2 separate regions of the Homo sapiens genome follow, and region 2 is linked to region 1. Evidence: read pairs that join two places in POLR2A ChIA-PET (ENCODE). Cell type or tissue: Panc1. All regions are shown on one strand. Each heading gives the region's core, and the rest is flanking DNA. Links, peaks and the distances in the headings are about the cores only. Region 1 overlaps LRRD1 (leucine rich repeats and death domain containing 1). Region 2 overlaps ANKIB1 (ankyrin repeat and IBR domain containing 1).

Region 1 (9,687 bases), core at 1,635-6,634:
TTTCTGTAATTGGTTTTCCGAAAGATCAAGTACTTGCAAATTTTCTAAAGTACACAATTCTCTAGGGAAAGTTTCAAATTTATTACAGCATAAAATAAGTACGTGGAGTGATATCATATTAGAAATTGATGCTGGAATTTTCTTTATTTGGTTTTTACCAAGATCCAGGTATTTAAGATTAATAAGAGAACAAAAGTGCTCAGAAAATATGAGGAGTTTGTTTTCACTCAATTCTAAATGAAGCAGTTGTTTACTGAAAGATATATCCACAGGTATTTCTGAAATATAATTTCCATTAACACTCAAATAATAAAGAGAATCTAAAGCACACAGTCCCAATGGAAAATACATTATTTTGTTATAACTCAATTCAATTTTAATTATTTTTTGGCAGTTTTTTATTTCAATGGGAACATCTGTGATTATGTTTCCTGAAAATTCTAGACTGCATATGTTATTAAGATGTGAGATACAGTCAGTTATTTTTACCATATTATTTCTGTTTACATGGAGTTTTCTTAAATTGTTAAGCTTATGGATGTACTTAGGGAGTTCTGTTAATTTATTATCACTAAGACTAAGGCATTCCAACATTGCACAGCAAGATATTTTCTCTGGTATATTTTTCAATAAATTTTTATCAAGTATAAGAATCCTAAGTTCCCTGAAATTCTCAATTTTGTGTGAAATAACTTCCAATTTATTGTCGGCCAGTTGGAGTTCTTTTATTTTGAGTAACTGAAAAATTTCTACAGCCAGAAAGGTAAGCTTATTGTGATCCATTAAAAGTGTTTCTAAATTTTTAAGCTCTCTAATTTCTTTTGGCAAACTGCTTATTAGGTTTCCAGTAAGGTCTAGTGAAATTAACTTTGGAAGGAAGCAGAGAGCTTTAGGAAATGTTGTTAACTGATTATATTCCAAATTGAGAACCCTCAAGGTTTTTAAACTAGGCAGAGTATCTGGTATATGTCTTAACTTATTTTTACCCAAACTTAAAATTTCCAAGTTTCCAAGACATTCTAAGTCAGAAGGAAAATTTTCAATGTAATTGTTATAAAAAAAGAGTTGTCTGATATTCCCAAGCTGAGATATTTCTTTAGGTATATGTGATATGTGGTTATGACTGACATTTAATATCCTTAAATTATGAAGTAACTGAATTTCAGATGGAAGTGATGATAATCCATTTTCTTGCAGGGATAGAATTTCAAGTCCTAACAGATCACCTGAGTCTGCCCCTTGAAATGTTTTGATTTGATTCTTGTCTAAATATAGATATTTTACATATTTGATTTTTAAAATGTCCTTAGGAAATTCCTGTAAACCCTTGGCCTCAAGGTTAACTGTAAAGTTATCTGCCCCTAGGCCAAGTTGTTTCTGATTTTCTTCAGAGACTTGTGGACTAACTTCTCCTACTGTTTCATGAGATAGGAAGTTAACCAAAGCCTGATATTCTGCAGTCCTCCCAGTTAGTGATGATAAACTCTGTGAAGTTCCTGTTCTAGTGCTTGTTTCAGAAAATTGAAGATTTTTCTTTTGTTCTTCATTTCTCTTAGACTTCCTTCCAGAGGAAGATGTTGACTCTAATGTATTCTGTCTAGGATGTGTTTCATAAATCTGGTTAGAAGATTTCCCTTCCAGGTAATCAGAAGCTTCGTTTATCAAATTTGATGTTTCTTTAATAAAGCCAGGCTCCTTCATTGACTGTGATCTAGATTCTTTCCTAAATTGACTAATAGTATCCTCTAGCACTTCTGACATACCCTCCTTTTCAGACATCTTATTTGCTGATATGTTTTATGCCAATACAAAATTGTAACTTGATTTTAATTTTCATGTTTTTTCCTTTGAATCTACAAAACAAATGTTGAAATTAAAAGATGTAAGAGATGTCAAAATGACAAATAAATCTTAATACAACTATTTTATTTTATAAGAAATAATTTAATACAAATACAAATAATACATTTATAACAAACTAATTTTATATATAATTCCTGATTAAGGATGGTTTATTGATTGCATGTACTTATCACATGTTACTCTTGAAATCACTTTAAAATTACAGAAAGAAACAAAAAAGTTCAAAGAAAATTAGAAAAAAGCCATAAGGGACTGAGAGGATTCAGCAAATTTCATGGAAAACATAAAAGGGGGCCGGGTGCGGTGGCTCACACCTGTAATCCCAGCACTTTGGGAGGCCGAAGGGGCGGATCACTTTAGGTCAGGAGTTGGAGACCAGCCTGGCCTAACATGGCAAAACCCTGTCTCTACTAAAAATACAAAAATTAGCTGGATGTGGTAGCGGGCGCCTGTAATCCCAGCTACTGGGGAGGCTGAGGCAGGAGAATTGCTTGAACCCGGGAGGCAGAGGTTGCAGTGAGCCGAGATTGCACCATTGCACTCCAGCCTGGGCAACAAGAGTGAAACTCCATCTCAAAAAAAAAAAAAAAAAAAAAAGGTAACATAAAAGGGAGAGCCAGTGGCCTACCATGACAGGTAAAGAGTACCATTCTCACTGTGAACATGGATGTTTACATATGGTACTAGTGTCTTGCTCTAACAAATTCAGTACATTATGACAATTTTCCTGGGGGTAGAAGTGAAATGTCTTAAGGAAGGGTACGCTTTCTGTAAGAGTAAACTAGACATCAAATAGTCCTTGCGTGGATTGCAACCTTCCTGAGACTTCTGAGTGACTCCTGTGGTACCAGCACCAGCTGGGTAGCACCACTCCTCAGAGGTCTGGGTCCCAGCTCTGTAAGTCCCTCCTTCAAGCTTGCAGTTTCTAATGACCCAGTATTTTCCCTTTGTCCCTTTAGCCTTAGGGTTGGTAGCTACTTCCTATGTTTACTATCTCTGTGTTGCTGCAGTTCCATCTTTACCTTTTTAGTTCTCCAGTACTTGTCTAAGCAACTTCTTATATTAAATCCTGTCAAACTGGCATGGTTTCAGTATTTCACAAACTCTCCCAGAGAGTAGAAAAAGAGGGAACATTTTCCAACTTGTTTTATGAGGCTAGCACTAACCTCAATGTCAACAAGGACAATATGAAAAAGAAAATTACAGGCCAAATTTACTCAAGAACAAAAATGTAAAAATTCTAAACATTAGGGAATTATTCTAAATATTATAAAGCCATCAATATATAAAAAGCATACTACTTCATGAGTCAGTTGCATTTGTCCCAGGAATGCAAGTTTGGATTTAACAATAGAAAACTAATGTAATTTGCCACATTAAGAGATTAAAGAAGAAAATCCCATGTAAATATTGCAATAGATGTAGAAGTACTTGATAAGTTGCAACATTTTTCATAATTTACAAAGTAGGAATAGATGGGAATTTCTTTAATCTGCTAAAGGGTACCCATAAAAATCTGCAGTAAACATCATATCTAGTGGTGAAACACTGAAAACTTTTGAGATTGGAAGCTAGAAAAGGTTATGCTCATCATTACTTCTATTTAACATTGTACTGAGATAGTAATTAGCCAGTGGCATAAGGCAAAAAGAAAAGGTATATGGATTAAAAGGAAGAAATAAAATGGTCATTAGTCACAGATAATATATATGTAGAAAATCCAAGCTCATCTACAGTAAATTATTAGAATAAATAAGAACATTGAGTAATATTGCTAAATACAAAGTCAACATACACAAGTCAATTTTCTTTCTTTTTTTTTTTTTTTGTGGGGACAGTCTTCTCTGTCACCAGGCTAGAGTGCAGTGGTGCTATCTTGGCTCACTGCAACCTCCGACTCCCTGGTTCAAGTGATTCTCCTGCCTCAGCCTCCTGAGTAGCTGGGACTACAGGCGCACGCCACCACACCCAGCTAATTTTTGCGTTTTTAGTAGAGACGAGGTTTCACCATGTTGGCCAGGATGGTCTCGATCTCCTGACCTTGTGATCCATCCGCCTCAGCCTCCCAAAGTGCTGGGATTACAGGTGTGAGCCTGTAAACTTTTTAGTTTTGGTAATTGCACTATGATTATGAAAAATGTTGATATAAGGGGAAGATAGATGAAGGGTAGAAAGGAACTTTCTTTACTATTATTGCAACTTTTCTGTAAGTCTAAAATTATTTCAAAATAGAAAAATTTTTAAAGTAATCTGAGTTAAAATGTTCTAAAGTGTTTTTCATCTGGGGTAGTTAAGAAGTTATTCTGCTCAGCCGGGCGCGGTGGCTCACGCCTGTAATCCCAGCACTTTGGGAGGCCGAGGCAGGCTGATCACGAGGTCTGGAGATCGGGACCATCCTGGCTAACACAGTGAAATCACGTCTCTACTAAAAATACAGAAAATTAGCCGGGCATAGTGGCGGGTGCCTGTAGTCCCAGCTACTCGGGAGGCTGAGGCAGGAGAACGGCATGAACCCGGGAGGCGGAGCTTGCAGTGAACCGAGATGGCGCCATTGCACTCCAGCCTGGGCAACACAGCGAGACTCTGTCTCAAAAAAAAAAAAAAAAAAAAAAAAAAAAAAAATAAGTTATTCTGCTCTAAGATTCTGTTAAAAATGCTTGATAAGATTTGATTAAATATTGATTCAGGAGATTTCAAGTTCTAAAATTGACACCACAAAAGCAAGCTGTCTTCTCTCCTCCCACCAACAGAAGCCAAAAACAAATATACAGGGCCACGATTATTACCAGCAATATCCCAGAACTCAAACATGAGGAGGAAATAGTTCCTAAGACCGCAAAGGTGAAAAAATTCTAAGCAGACAATAAGAGAATTAGATATCCATATCCAAGATGCCCCTTTCTCCAATCTGCCTGGCACCAAGCATACAATTTTTTATTGTGATTCAGTTTCTAGAATGGGAAAGTGAGATCAAGGTGGACAGCTGGCTTCCCTGCCAACTTGGATTCCCTGGCAGGAGACCTGTCCCTGCCTCAACCCATGGGAAGTACTGGGAGTGCCTATAGGAAGAAATATCCCTGACAACAGCCAAAAAGAGGAGGCAAAACTACCATTCCCAGCCCTGAAATTCTGCTTTGTAACTTGGCCAAAGGAGACACCACATCAGAGTGCCTATTCAGCAGCACCATGCTGTAGGAGGTTCGTTCCACAGGTCACCTGGACATGAACTCCTACCTAGCCTTCTCACACTACCAAGATATCCCCTTTGGGATGTACCCCATCCAGAATGCGTACTTGACTATTTACTAGAACCAAGGCAAACCTAGGCTTAAGGTTCTATATAGTGCTGCAAAGGATGTAATGACTGAGTGGAGAAAAAAAAAAAAAAAAGAAAGAATCAACAAGTAAATTACAAAGAATCTGTAAGCAAACACATCCAGTAGAAACCCAAACAAGCCAGACGAAGACTGGAAGAAATAACTAATCTTTCAATGTACATATGTACATCCATAAGAAATAACAGCAATCAGGGATCCATGATGTCCCCAAACAGACAAAGCAAGGAATCAGTGGATGACCCCAACAAGATGGTAATATGTGAACTCTCTGACCAAGAATTTAAAATGACAGGTCTGTTTTGTTTTGTTTTTTTGAGACAGTCTTGCTTTATCACCCAGGCTGGAGTGCAGTGGTGCTATCCTGGCTCACTGCAACCTCTGCCTCCTGGGTTCAAGCAATTCTTGTGCCTCAGTTTCCCAAGTAGCTGGGATTACAGGCATGCACCACCATATCTAGCTAATTTTTGTATTTTTAGTAGAGACAGGGTTTCATTGAATTGGCCAGGCTGGTCTCGAACTCCTGGCCTTAAATGATCTGCCCGTCTCGGCCTCCCAAAGTGCTGGGATTATAGGCGTGAGTCACCGCTTCCTTAAAACTGCCATTTTAAGGCAGTGATCTCAAAATAACACACACAAAAAAACAGTGATCTCAAAAATAACACAAAAAAGCAATTCAGAAAATTATCAGAAAAATTTAACAGAGATTGGATAATTTAAAAAATCAAACAGAAATGTTGGAACTGAGAGGCTGGGCACGGTGGTTCATGTCTGTAATCCCAGCACTTTGGGAGGCCGAGACAGGTGGATCATGAGGTGAGGAATTCAAGATCAGCCTGGTCAAGATGGTGAAATCCCATCTCTACTAAAAATACAAAAATTAGCCGGGCGTGGTGGTGGGTGCCTGTAATCCCAGCTACTTGGGAGGCTGAGGCAGATAACTGCTTAAACCCAAGAGGCAGAGGTTGTAGTGAGCTGAGGTTACACCACTGCACTCCAGCTTGGGCGACAGAGAGAGATTTCGTCTCAAAAAAAGAAATTTTGGAACTGAGAAATACATTTACTGAACAGAAAAATTCACTAGAGGCTCTCAACAGTAGAACAGATCAAGCAGAGGAAAGAATAAGTGAGCTCAAAGACAGGCCATTTGAAAATACTCAAAGAAGGCCAGGCACAGTGGCTCACACTTGTAATCCCAGCACTTTTGGGAGGTGGAGGCAGGAGGATTGCTTGAGGCCAGGAGTTCAAGACCAGCCTAGGCAACATAGCAAGACCTCATCTCTACAAAAAATAAAAAAATTAGCCAGGCGTGGTGATGTGTGCTTGTGGCCCCAGCCACTTGGAAGGCTGAGGTGGGAGAATCACTTGAGCCCAGGAGGTTGAGGCTGCAGTTAAGCTGAGCCAAGATCATGCTGGCATTCCGTACTTGGTGGTAGAATGAGACCTTGAAAAAAAAAAGAGAGAGAGAAATAAAGAAAGAGAGAGAGAGAGGAAGGAAGGAAGGAAGGGAGGAAGGAAGGACGGAAGGAAGGAAGGAAGGAGGGAAGGAAGGAAAAGAAAAGAAGAAAGTACTCAAAAAAAGAGAAAAGAATAAAAAGCAATGAAGATCACCTAAAAGATACAAAAAATTACCTCAAAGTACCAGATCCAAGAATTATTGATATCCAAGAGGGAGCTGATCTAGAGCAAGAGGTAGAAATCTTATTGAAAGAAATAATAACAGAATACTCTCCAGTTTAAGAGCTAAATATCCAGATACAGGAAGGTCAGAGAATACCAAGCAGATTCAACCCAAATAAGGCTACTTTAAGGCATGTAATAATCAAACAAAGGTCAAAGACAAAGAGAGGATTCTAAAAGTGGCAAGAGAAAAGGCGCAAATAACATATAAAGGCACTCTAATTCATCTAGCAGCAGACTGAAATACAATAAAGGCGTTCTAATTTGTCTGGCAACAGACTGAAATACAATAATAGTAGGGAATTTCAACACCACACTCTCAATAATCAATAGATCATCCAGTCAAAAAATCAACAAAGAAACACTGGAGTTAAATTACACACTAGTCCAAATAGGCCTAATTGACATTTACAGAACACTTCACCTAATCGCTGCACAATACACATTCTTTTCATTAGCACTTGGGACATCCCACAGAATAGACAATATCTTAGGACACAAAACTGGTCTCAACAAATTCAAAAAAATTGGCACTAACATCAAGTATGTTTTCTGACAACAATGGAATAAAACAGGAAATCAATATCAAGAGGAACCTTGGAAATTACACATACACATGGAAATTAAACAACATGCTCATGAATGACCATTGTGTCAATGAAGAAATTAAGGAAATTAAAAAGTTTCTTGAAACAAATGAAAATGGAAATACAACATACCACAATCTATGGGATACAGCAAAAGCAGTATTAAGAGGGAAGTTTGTACCAATACAGGCCTATATAAAAAGTAGGAAGATTTCAAATAAACTAATGATGTACCTCAAAGAAATAGAAAAGGAAGAACAAACCAAATTAAAATTAGTAGAAGAAAAGAAATAAGAAATATCAGAGCAGAAATAAATGAAATTGAGACTAAAAAAGAATACAGAAAACAATAATGGAAAAAGTTGTTTTGAAAAGATAAATCAACAAACATTTGTCTAGACTAAGAAAAAAAAAGAAGACCCAAATAAGTAAAATCAGAATCAAATAAGGAGATATAACAACTGAGACCACATAAATACAAAGAATCATTAGAGACTATTAAGAACAACAATACATCAACAAATTGGAAAACCTAGAGGAAATGGATGAATTTCTGGACACATGTAACCTACCAAGATTAAACTATGAAGAAATAGAACACTTCAACAAACCAGTAATGAGAAATGACATCAAATCTGTAATAAAAAGTCTCCCATCCAAGAAAAGTCCAGGCCTAGTGGCTTGACTTCTAAATTCTACCAAACATTTAAAAAAGAATTAATGCCAATTATACTCAAACTCCTCAAAAAAACTGAAGAGGGAATTCTCCCAAACTCATTCTACGAGGCCAGTGTTACCCTGATACCAAAACCAGGACACAGCAAAAAAAGAAAACTACAGGCTAATATCTCTGATGAACATAGATGCAGAAATCCTCAACGAAATACTAGCAAAATGAATTCATCAACACATTAGGAAGATTATTTACTATGATCAAGTGCGATTCATCCCAGGGATGCAATGATGGTTCATTCAACATATGAAAATCAATAAACATGATACATCACATTAATAGAACCAATAACAAAAGTTATATCATCATTTCTATAGATGTTGAAAAACATTCAATAAAATTCAACATCCCAAATTAGCTGGTGTGTTGGCACATGCCTGTGGTCCCAGCTACTTAGGAAGGTGAGATGGGAGAATCACCTGAGCCTGGGAGGTCTCAGGTAAGCCATGATTCTGCCACTGCACTCTCTGGCCTGGGTGACAGAGTGAGACCAACCCTGTATCAAAAAAAAGAAAAAACAAACAAAACCCAACATCCGTTTATGATATCAACCCTCAACAAAGGAACATACCTCAAAATAATAAAGGTCATATATGATATCTACAGCTAACATTATACTGAACAGGGAAAATTTGAAAGCATTTCCTCTAAGATCTGGAACAAAACAAGGATGTCCACTCTCACCACTCTTATTCAACATAATGCTGGAAGTCCTGCCCACATAATTAGGCAAGAGGAAGAAGTAAAGGGTGTCCAAATTGGCAAGGAAGCAGTCAAATTAGCCTTGTTCACAGGCGATATTATTTTACACTTAGAAAAATCTAAAGACTCCACTAAAAAATTTGTTAGAACTAATACATTCGGTAAAGTTTCAAGATTCAATATCAACATACAAAAATCAGTAGCATTTATATATGCCAACAGTGAACAATCTGAAAAAAAAAATCAAGAAAGCAATCCCACTTAGAATAGCTGCAAATAATATAAAATAGCTAGGAATCAATTTAACCAAAGAAGTGAAAGATCTATATAAGGAAAACTAGAAAACACTGATGAAAAAAATTGAAGAGGACGCAAAAAATGGAAAGACATTCTATGTTCATTGATTGGAAGAATCAGTATTGTTAAAAATGACAATACTACCCAAAGCAATTTACAGATTCAATTCAATCTCTATCAAAATACCAATGACATTCTTCACAGAAAGGAAAAAAAAATCCAATCCTATAATTTATATGGAACCACAGAAGACCCTGAATAGCCAAAGCAATCCTGAGCATAAAGACCAAAGCTGGAGGCATCATCCTTCCTGACTCCAAATTATACCCCAAAGTTATAGTAACCAAATCAACATGATACTGGCATAAAAACAGACACATAGACCAATGGAATAGAATACAAAACCCAGATATAAATCCACTCATTTACAGCCATCTCATTTTTGACAATAGCACCAAGAACATACAATGGGGAAAAGACAGTCTCTTTA
Region 2 (9,687 bases), core at 2,838-7,837, 140 kb after region 1:
CAGATATGCTACTGTGTCTAATAATTTGAGACTCTTTCTTGAATAAATATGTATAAAGAAGTTATTTTAATACTTCAGAATAATACACTCTCTGTGTTTGGTTTGATTAATGAACCCGGCGGATTGGCAAGAGAGTGTCTCTCTCTTCTCTATATGGGGAGGATCTAGAGATATTTAATACTAGAGAGAGCGAGCTTGGTCCTTCCATATCAGCTGACATTCTCTCAATTTATGTTAAATTTCTTTGTGATAAGAACCTGAACTCTCCTGAGCAAACTAAGAGAATAACTGATATATTGGAAATGGGTATAAGAAAGGCTAGATAAATGTGTTTGTACAGGGTATTTACAGAATCAGATAGCTTTAATAATTTCTTTCTTAATTAAATTTTTAAGAAAATGAAATCTTTTTTTGTCAATCATGCCTTGTAGAAGAGATAATAATCTTGAATACATTTTAGAGTATGGTTTTAATTTTGGCTATCCACTATAATTCAATCATAAATACAAGGAAATATGACTGGGAATTTTATTATCAGCGGTTGAATAGGGAAAATATATATTTTAACTATTAAGCAACATTATGGCTGTATAAAAAAAATTACCCATATTCTTGCCTCCCCTAAGCAAATGTTAGAATTATTCCATGTTCCCTTATAGTTTGTATCCATGTATATTCAGAAGATTGAGAAGGGAAAGGGAAATTCTATTCTTATATTTCCACTTAGTTATAACACTCGTGGATAGACTTTAAATGACTATAATTTTCTATTGTATATCAGATTTATGTTTCCCATTTCTATTATTAAACGCTTAAGTGATTTCCAGATTTTTCTGTTCAAAGTAACACTGTATTGATTTTCATTGTTTCTATAGATTTTTCTTTATTTCCCTTAAGATAAACTCTCAGGAGTAGTTTTACTCAGTCAAAGGATGTAAATCATATATTAGTTGTTAGGAGCTATTATGTAACTTGCCCAAGGTGACACAGCTAGAAAGTGACAGAACTAGGATTAGAACCTAGCAGTCTGGGACCACGTTCTTAACCAATGTACTGCACTGCTGGCTCAAGAGATTCCCCAGTCCCATGTCACTGATCTAGGTCATGAAAGTTTAATATGCATCCAATTCATTTATCAAAATTATGGCATGAATTTGCTGTGTTTGTGACACTGTGTTGGGGATTCAAGAAAGAACAGAATATAGGCCCTGCCTTAAAAGCCTATAAACTATTTGGGAGAAGGGAACAGACAGGTAAAAAAGTATGATAAAATGTAATGAGTTATGTAATTGGGATGCTATATGAAGACAAAGAAAAGAGTGGCAAACTGAACTGGTGGGGGAGCCTAGTGTAAAGAGGCTTCTAAGTAGTGTTGGTTTGCTTAAGTGGCCTGAATCAGTTCCTGGGAAACCAAATTGAGCAAGTATTGAAGTGTACTGCCGGCATCAGAAGACCATAAAGGCTACATGGAGCTGTAGAGAAAATAAGCATGTAGAGAAAACCTGAGCAAACTGTACTAAAACTTGGAACCTGGACAAAAAATGAGCTTTGGAAATTAAATTATGGCTGAATAGAGGTTGAGGACTGCAGAGAGATTTACTGCCCGTGAGATATGTATTTACATTTGCAGGGAATGAGGAGTGGATGATCCTCGAGACCATGGAAGTATTCCTTAAGTTGTAAAACCGAGAGATGCTAGTCTTATCTTTCCCCTAGGAAAATTTGTTTTTGCTCAGGGATAGATTCTTCCTCCCACCCACCACCCCGCCCCAGGCCACCCCACCCTCTGGTCTCCAAGAGGGGAGGAGGTCTGTTAATACAAGCCTTCTTCTATAACATCCCAGATTGATATTTTTAGGGTTCCTTGCTGAGTTAATTTCCTGTTGCTGCTGTCACAAAGTGCCACAAATTAGTGGCTTAAAACAACACAAATCTTACAGTTCTGGAGTTCAGAAGACTATAATGGCTCCACTGAACTACTCTAGGTGTTGGCAGCACTGCATTCCTTTTGGAGGCTCCAGGGTAGAATCCCTTCCCTTGCCTTTTCTAGGTCAACTACTAATCCTGTGACTCATTTTAGGAGCTAGGCACAACTCTTAGATCTGGGTTTGGCAGTAGTAAAGGCAACTCACCTAGACCTATCTTTGAGATAAACACTCACCGTGGAATTAGATCTTAGTCTTCTAGATCTAACCACAACTCCCCTCAGAAAGTATTATACTATGTGCTGTGGTCTGAATGGGGCATTGGAGGGTAATTAGATCACGAGGTTGGAGTCCTCAGGAATGGGAGTAGTGCACAGAGACATGGTGGGAGTAGTTGCCCCTTCCACCATGTGAGAGAACACAAGAAGGCCTCTATGAGGAATGAGCCCTTACCAGACACTGAATCACCTGGCACCTTAATCTTGGACTTACCAGCGTCCACAACTGTGAGAAATAAGTGTTTCTTGTTTATAAACCATTCAGTTTATGATATTTTTATAATAGCTCAAGCAGATTAAGACATCGTGTAAATATATGCCTTATTATTTCAAAGGTTAGCTGATGACCTTGGTGGAGAAAATTTTCTCTGGATTTAGTCTCAGGCTTACATATTACTTTCTGTCCTTAAATTAGTTGCCACTAATATAGTAGTTGTTGTCACTATTAAATAACTATGTATGCAACAAATAGATCAGAGCAATAAAAGAAGAATTAAAAATTAGTGTGGAATGCTTAATACACCCTTAGGCATCTGTATAATTGACATTAATCTGTAAATTACCACTGTGTTTTCTTTTCCTGTCCATTCCTCACCTGTTATATTTCTCATCTTCCTTTTTTCTTCCTTTTCCCTTCCTTTCCCTCCCTTTTAATTAGCAAGTAGTATAAAGATATTTACATTTATTTTTCTTAGTATTGTTATTCTAGAATAGAGTTTTTTAAAACTAAGAATTAGTCATTCAAGCTGTTGTAAACCAGACCCTCAGTATAAATTGGATTATCAGCTTAGAAGTAGAGTTTATCTTTTAAAAGTGTTATCTTCAATGTATTTCAAGGTAGAAAATAAGTGATTTTCATCCTTTATTTTTCCCTTTCTTTCCATTTTAGGACTTTTCTTGGTAGAGATGGAAATCCAAATAAACGGAATGTGCACAATGAAACATCTATGCATTTGTTGTGTATGGGACCTCAAATTATGATATCTGAAGGAGCCCTTCATCCTCGCTTGGCACGCCCCACAGAAGATGATTTCAGAAGAGCAGATTGTCTGCAGATGATCTTAAAATGGAAAGGAGCAAAACTTGACCAGGGTGAATATGAGAGAGCAGCTATTGATGCTGTTGATAACAAAAAAAACACACCCTTGCACTATGCTGCTGCCTCAGGGATGAAAGCCTGTGTAGAGGTAAATTTTTTTTTTTTTTAATATTCTGCATTGTAAAATTTGTATCCAGGTGATATGTAACTGTCAGGTTTTTTTTTTTTTGATTGTCTTAGTAATTTGGTCATTTTTTTTCTCTTTTGTCTTCTAAAAGACCCTTTTAAATAAAGGGCCTCTTTTTTTTTTTTTTTTTTTTTTTTGAGACAGAGTCTTGCTCTGTTGCCAGGCTGGAGTGCAGTGGTGTGATCTTGGCTCACTACAACCTCTGCCTCCCAGGTTGAAGAGATTCTCCTGCCTCAGCCTCCCCAGTAGCTGGGACTACAGGCACGCGCCACAATTAGCCCAGCTAATTTTTGTATTTTTGTATAATTTAATTTCCAAAAATTTCCAAAATTAGCCCAGCTAATTTTTGTATTTTTAGTAGAGACGGGGTTTCACCATGTTGGCCAGGATGGTCTCCATCTCTTGACCTCGTGATCCACCCACCTCAGCCTCCCAAAGTGCTGGGATTACAGGCGGGAGTCACTGCGCCCAACCAACGGCCTCTTTTAAATAAAGTTATTTCATTGTTTTAGGGAGAGAGAAAGCCTCACAGGTGAACAATCACTTTTGTAGTAAAGTGGAGCCAAGAGCAATTAAAAATTTGTTGATATCTCTTAAGATATTGGTCATCAATTAAGCACTATCGTATTTAGAGTCATAGTTATAGTAGAGATATATTCTGCTTTTTTGCTGATTTTTTTGGTCACCAATTTATAAAATTTATACATGTTAAGTATAGCAAATTTTTGGCAAGTGGGACCTATAGTTTATGTAGAATTGATAAGCTCACTAAGCAATGGATAAATATTAACAAATACATTTATTGGAGTCTTTTTAAAATCACTTGGAATTTTAAAATGTGTATTTTTCTGTTTAATTTGCGTTAAAGTGCTCCTGAATACATACTGTATTATACTGTAATTTTTCCATATATATTTCATGTATAAATATATAGCATTATTTATATCTACAAAATATTTAACAACTAATTAGATAAAATCACGCATATAATATGAGATCTTAACTAAGTTAAGGAATCATTATATAGTATCGTCACTACTATACATACAACAGAATAGGTTTTTCTCAGCTACCAACATTCATATCCATCCTTACATATCTCATAGAAGTTCTTTTGCATAGATGTATTTAAGTATGTGTGAGGAGCATATTAGACTGGATTACAGAGTATCTTTATTACTAAAAGTATATACCTTTATTGGAAAAGCAATTATCATAATCAGATTAAAATATATACCTGAAAATTTCTTGTTTCCTTAATGTTGTTCATGTATACTTTAGACTTCTAAGTAGATCAATATACCAAAAATATGAATGTTCATTTTCTTATATTAAAAGATTACCATCACTTATATTATTTCTTCAGTATATCTGAAGTGTCAATTCTTTGATTTCTAATATGCTTGTGATCTTATCTTTTGTTTACTGCTAATGTTTGTGATACTTGCTAATCTTTTAGAGTCTTTGTCATTTCATTGAGTTTGTGTAACCTTTACCCATTAGTTAGTTAGTGATGGTCATTAACTTGAAACTATTTTTCAAGCAATACTTTCTTGTTTGTTTGTTGTTTTAAGAGACAAGATCTCTCTATGTTGTCCAGGCTGGTCTCAAACTCTTGGGTTTAAGCGATCTCCCTCCCTCATCTTCTGGAGTAGCTAGGACTACAGGCACACACATGCCACCAAGCCTGGCTCCAATGTTTTCTAACGTTGATTCACTGTGGTGGAAGAATCTCCTAGGATTTGGAGGGTAGGGGACTAATAGCAGAATTCCTGGGGCTTTTTACACAAGCTTCTCTGTACATTGTCCTGTGTTTACCTATTGTGGAAGAATTCCTGCTATAATGACTCACCATTATTGATGGGACTGCATCATATTTCTCAAATGGACTGGAGTAGAAAGTAGATTTTTCTGGATGGTAGCAATAGTGCTCTTAAATATTTTAAATAGGCCGGGCACGGTGGCTCACACCTGTAATCCCAGCACTTTGGGAGGCCGAGGCGGGCAGATCACAAGGTCAGGAGTTTGAGACCAGCCTGGCCAATATGGTGAAACCCCGTCTCTACTAAAAATACAAAAATTAGCCAGGCGTGGTGGCAGGCACCTGTAGTCCCAGCTGCTTGGGAGGCTGAGGCAGGAGAATCGCCTGAACATGGGAGGCAGAGGTTGCAGTGAGTCAAGATGGGGCCGCTGCACTCCAGCCTGGGCAACAGAGCGAGACTCCATCTAAAAAAAAAAAAAAAAAAAATATATATATATATATATATAAATTAAATGCTTTAATATCTTGCTTCCAACTTTTCTCTATAAGCATTGCTTTAGTAGTTGTTGATTTTGAAGTATGTTGACAATGACATACTTATTAAATTTTTCAAAAAATTGAGAGTGGTGTTTTACCAGCATTATTTTTTGCTCAGTGAAAGAAATTAGTGCCAGGTTTATACTGTACTATCTGGCAGGCCTGACAATTTGCTTGATACGTATGTGTGAGCATGTAAATGTGTGTGTGTGCTTTAACTGTTTGACCTATCAGCATATCACATCACATAAGTCACATCATTTGATGATTGTTTTCATTTTCTGTATTCAGAAGAGCTCTTTGACTTACTATTAAATATAAAACATTCTAAAAGGAGCCCTATAAATACCTTACATTTATTCTAGTTTTTTATAACATTTCAGCATATTTTATTCAGATAAAGCTTATCTTTGATCTGTTATATATACTTGAGTATATATACTCTTGTCCAACCTTAGGCCCTTAATGATTTTCTATTATGCATACTGCTAATTAAACCAGAAGAGTTTCTCAGGGAAGCATATATTAACTATCTCCAGAAGCCTTATTTTGTTTTCTTGTACAAGTGCATACAATAAATACAGTTGTCACTTGGTATCCAAGGGAGATTTGTTCCAGGACTCTCTGCAGATACGAAAATCCACAGATGCTCAAATCCCTTATAGAAAATGGCACAGTATTTGCATATAACCTACACACATCCTCCTTATACTTTAAATTGTCTCTAGATTGCGTATAATACCTAGTACAATGTAAGTGTCGTTAGGGAATAATGACAAGAAAAAAACGTGGATGTTCAATACAGACACAACCATCCATATTTGTTTTCCAAATATTTTTTACCTGCTGTTGGTTGAATCCAGGGATGTGGAATCTAAGGATGTGGAAACCACAGATAGAGAAGGCTGACTATACATTAAAATATGTGACCTGTTTAACTGTACAACTTAATTCTTAGTATGAGTCTCTAGTTATTTTCAGGTGGTATCATACTACTTTGATGAACGGGAAAGGCTTAGATGTCTCTTATAAAGTTTACTGTCATAGTTAATTTAAATATTTTTTTTCTAAACATTTCTTTGTATCATTGCTTTTAGTCTTTGGCTGTAAGAATAATAGTTATAATAACTAACATTTGTATAATGCTTTCTGATGTTTATAGTGCTCATTGGTACCAAGCATGATATAAAGGTTTGGGTTGAGTGAAAGTGTCGTCAGATATTTATTAATGTTTCATAAAACTAAGAGATTATAGTATGGTGGAGGGAGCATTGATTTTTAGTCTTGATCCTCAGAGTAACTATCCATGGAACCTTGCATGTGTCACTCAGCCACTGTAATAGTTTCCTCTTGGGTGGTTGGAATAGATGATCTCAAATTTATTTAGAAGATTCCTTTTAACACAAATTCTCTATTAGCCTGTTATTGCAGTAAAATTTATCCCATTTTTAGTGTCTAGCCTTTAAGATCAAAGAGATTATCTTTTTTCCCATTGTTAAGGCCAGCCTGTTTCTTGACTACATCTGTGGAAGTATATCTTCTCTAGCTGTCGAAAATGTTTTTCTCTCTGGTATATTTATTTAAGGATAGAGTTGATGAAGTCATCATTGGCATTTAATAATTTAAACAGTTTCTTATAGCTCATTATTTTGTACCATAGAAATAAAATATTTATTTTAAGACTTCACCATCTCCCTGTAATAATTATGTTCTGTAATAAGCGCCCCCCCCACACACACACACACAGAACATAAAATTAAAACCCCTTAATTATAGAGTTCTTCAGGCAACCTCCAGGTGTGAAGGTATCACATGGTATGTAGAGAGTTGCATTGGTTATCTGTGTCTCTGATGCCTATATCTGACTTCTCTGAACTTCATGCTATATTGTTGCCTGGTTGACTTCCTCGTATGGATATCCAACAATCTCTCAAATTCAGCGTTTTCAAAATTGTACTGTCTTCTTTTCTACCCAGTAGAGACTTCACTAGTGCTTGATTCTTGACTCTAGATTCTATTAATGATGCTACCATTATCTCCTTATCCAGTATTGATACCTGCACTTGCCTTGGATCTGCCTCTTTTTTTTAAATTGCATCAAACTCATACTACCCATGGCAGAGTAGACCTCTGTCTCTTTGGACCAGTTCCTCCATTTATTTCTGTGGCCACTTTCTAACACCAAGTGCTTTATGTTGAATCCTCATTTTGGCATATTTTTCAGAACTTCCTTACACAGAAAAACCTGAAGTTTCACAAATTAATTATTCTAAATTATTTGTGAGATAAAAATAATGCAAAGGAGTAGTCTACAATTGTTTGACAATTAGAAATGCTTATATGATAAACATTTGTTAAGGACAGACTATAACTAAAGCACCTGAAATTCTAATTTTATTTAATATTCCAAAAATTATTTACAGGTCAGCAAACTTTTCTGTGAAAGCCCAGATAGTAAATATTTTAGTCAACTCTGACATTTTACCCTGAAAGCAGCCACAGACAATACAGAAACAAAAGAGAATGGCAGTGTTCTAATAAATCTTTATTTATGGACATCACCATTTGAATTGCTTATAATTTTCGTATGTCATGAAATAATTCTATTTATTCTTTTCAATCATTTGAAAATGTAAAAACTGTTTTTAGCTTGTGGGCTATACAGAAACAGGCAGCAGGTTTGATTTGGCCTAAGATGACTCCATACTTGAAGCTTATTTTAAATATGTAAAATAACATTATCAATATGTAACAGGTCCTATAAGCTTCAGTTATACAAAGGACTTAAAAAGTACTATGTAATGGATACTCAGCACACAAAAATAAAGCTCCATTAAAACATAAGTCTGACAAAAATTTAATAAATAATATACTGTTCTTAGTTACTGAGAGTTTTTGTTTTCTACTTGGGAACAGGAATGGACTTGAGAGGGGTGGTGGGTTAGGTCTATTAGCATGGCTTAGTAAAACATCCAGTGATATTTCTTCCTTTGGTAGACTTCCATAGAGCAACCCTAGTCATTAGGCCTCATTATGTTTCCATTAGTGCTTAACCTGTAATAGTGATTCAGTAAATGGTGAATGTGACAGGGGTTGTTTTTGATAGTGCTTTACTCTTTGTGAAAAGCATTTTTTTAAATGAGTGTTATCTTAGATATTTCCTATTCAGCTGTGCCCTACTTGCTTATTCAGAGTTTTAAGTGTAGCTGCTTCATGTCAGATCAAATAGAGGTCACTATAAAACCAAAGGTGGTAAGTCACACTTTTCCTTTACAGCTACAGGGCCTATTTGACACTTTGGCAGCTATGGGAGCGTTTCACACTTCATTGAAAAGTCGTAAAAACCATTCACAGGTCAGACTGAAGAATATTACCTAATTATATTGTGTTTTTAGCACCTAGAGTTTTAAAACTGTGTAAAGAATACAGGAATTATATTTCCGGTTCAGTAGCTGAGTAACTTTGCCTGTCTGGGCCTCTGTTTTCTAATTTTTAATCAAGATACTTATGATCTCATTATTGTCCCTCAACTATTATGATGCTAAGGCCTATATTAACTATTTAGGCAGTGACTGTTACAGGTATTGAAGAGATAATTTTTTAATTTTACATATCCTGGAAGATTTCATGGGTAGTAGTAAGATTGGAGTGGGTAATATTTCAGTTTAAGTATTTGGAGGAGGCTATTCAAAATGTGGCTCTCAGACCTGCAGCATCAGTTCTGACAACTTGTTATAATAAACAAATTATTGGGCCAACCAGACCTTCACATTCTGAACGTTTATCTCTGGGAATAGATTCCAGAAATGTTTAGCAAGTTCTCCTGGTGATTATTTGCATGGCAGAGTTTGAGAAGCACTGTTCTAGGTCTCAGACATACGCAGATTGAAGTATTTTGTGGAAGAGTAATAAAACATTACTTTAAAGGAGGATAGAGGATGTACCAAGTAGAAAGTACT

What was found. ChIA-PET counts read pairs that join two places held together with the same protein. Peaks named below come from ENCODE experiments on the same cell type or tissue, not always from the same donor. Only the 100,000 strongest peaks of a DNase experiment are listed, where the experiment ranks them.
Region 2: POLR2A ChIA-PET joins it to region 1 with 8 read pairs; 2 of 35 experiments call an interaction of 5 or more read pairs at or near these places.

What each region holds. Positions count from the first base shown.
Region 1 is chr7:92,163,424-92,173,110 of GRCh38, forward strand. It overlaps LRRD1 (leucine rich repeats and death domain containing 1), which reads right to left. Exons shown (of 6, transcript NM_001161528.2): 2 at 1-1,853. The coding sequence starts at 1,779. CYP51A1-AS1 (CYP51A1 antisense RNA 1) reads left to right here. Exons shown (of 3, transcript NR_122110.1): 2 at 1,557-1,641. Among named protein-coding and RNA genes, the nearest start is that of LRRD1, 11 kb to the right of the region's middle. In Panc1, for the core only: no CTCF peak of the experiment used is centred there; no DNase peak of the experiment used is centred there; H3K27me3 peaks cover 119 bases.
Region 2 is chr7:92,304,267-92,313,953 of GRCh38, forward strand. ANKIB1 (ankyrin repeat and IBR domain containing 1) reads left to right here. Exons shown (of 20, transcript NM_019004.2): 3 at 3,093-3,390. Among named protein-coding and RNA genes, the nearest start is that of ANKIB1, 63 kb to the left of the region's middle. In Panc1, for the core only: no CTCF peak of the experiment used is centred there; a DNase peak (open chromatin) is centred at 5,226.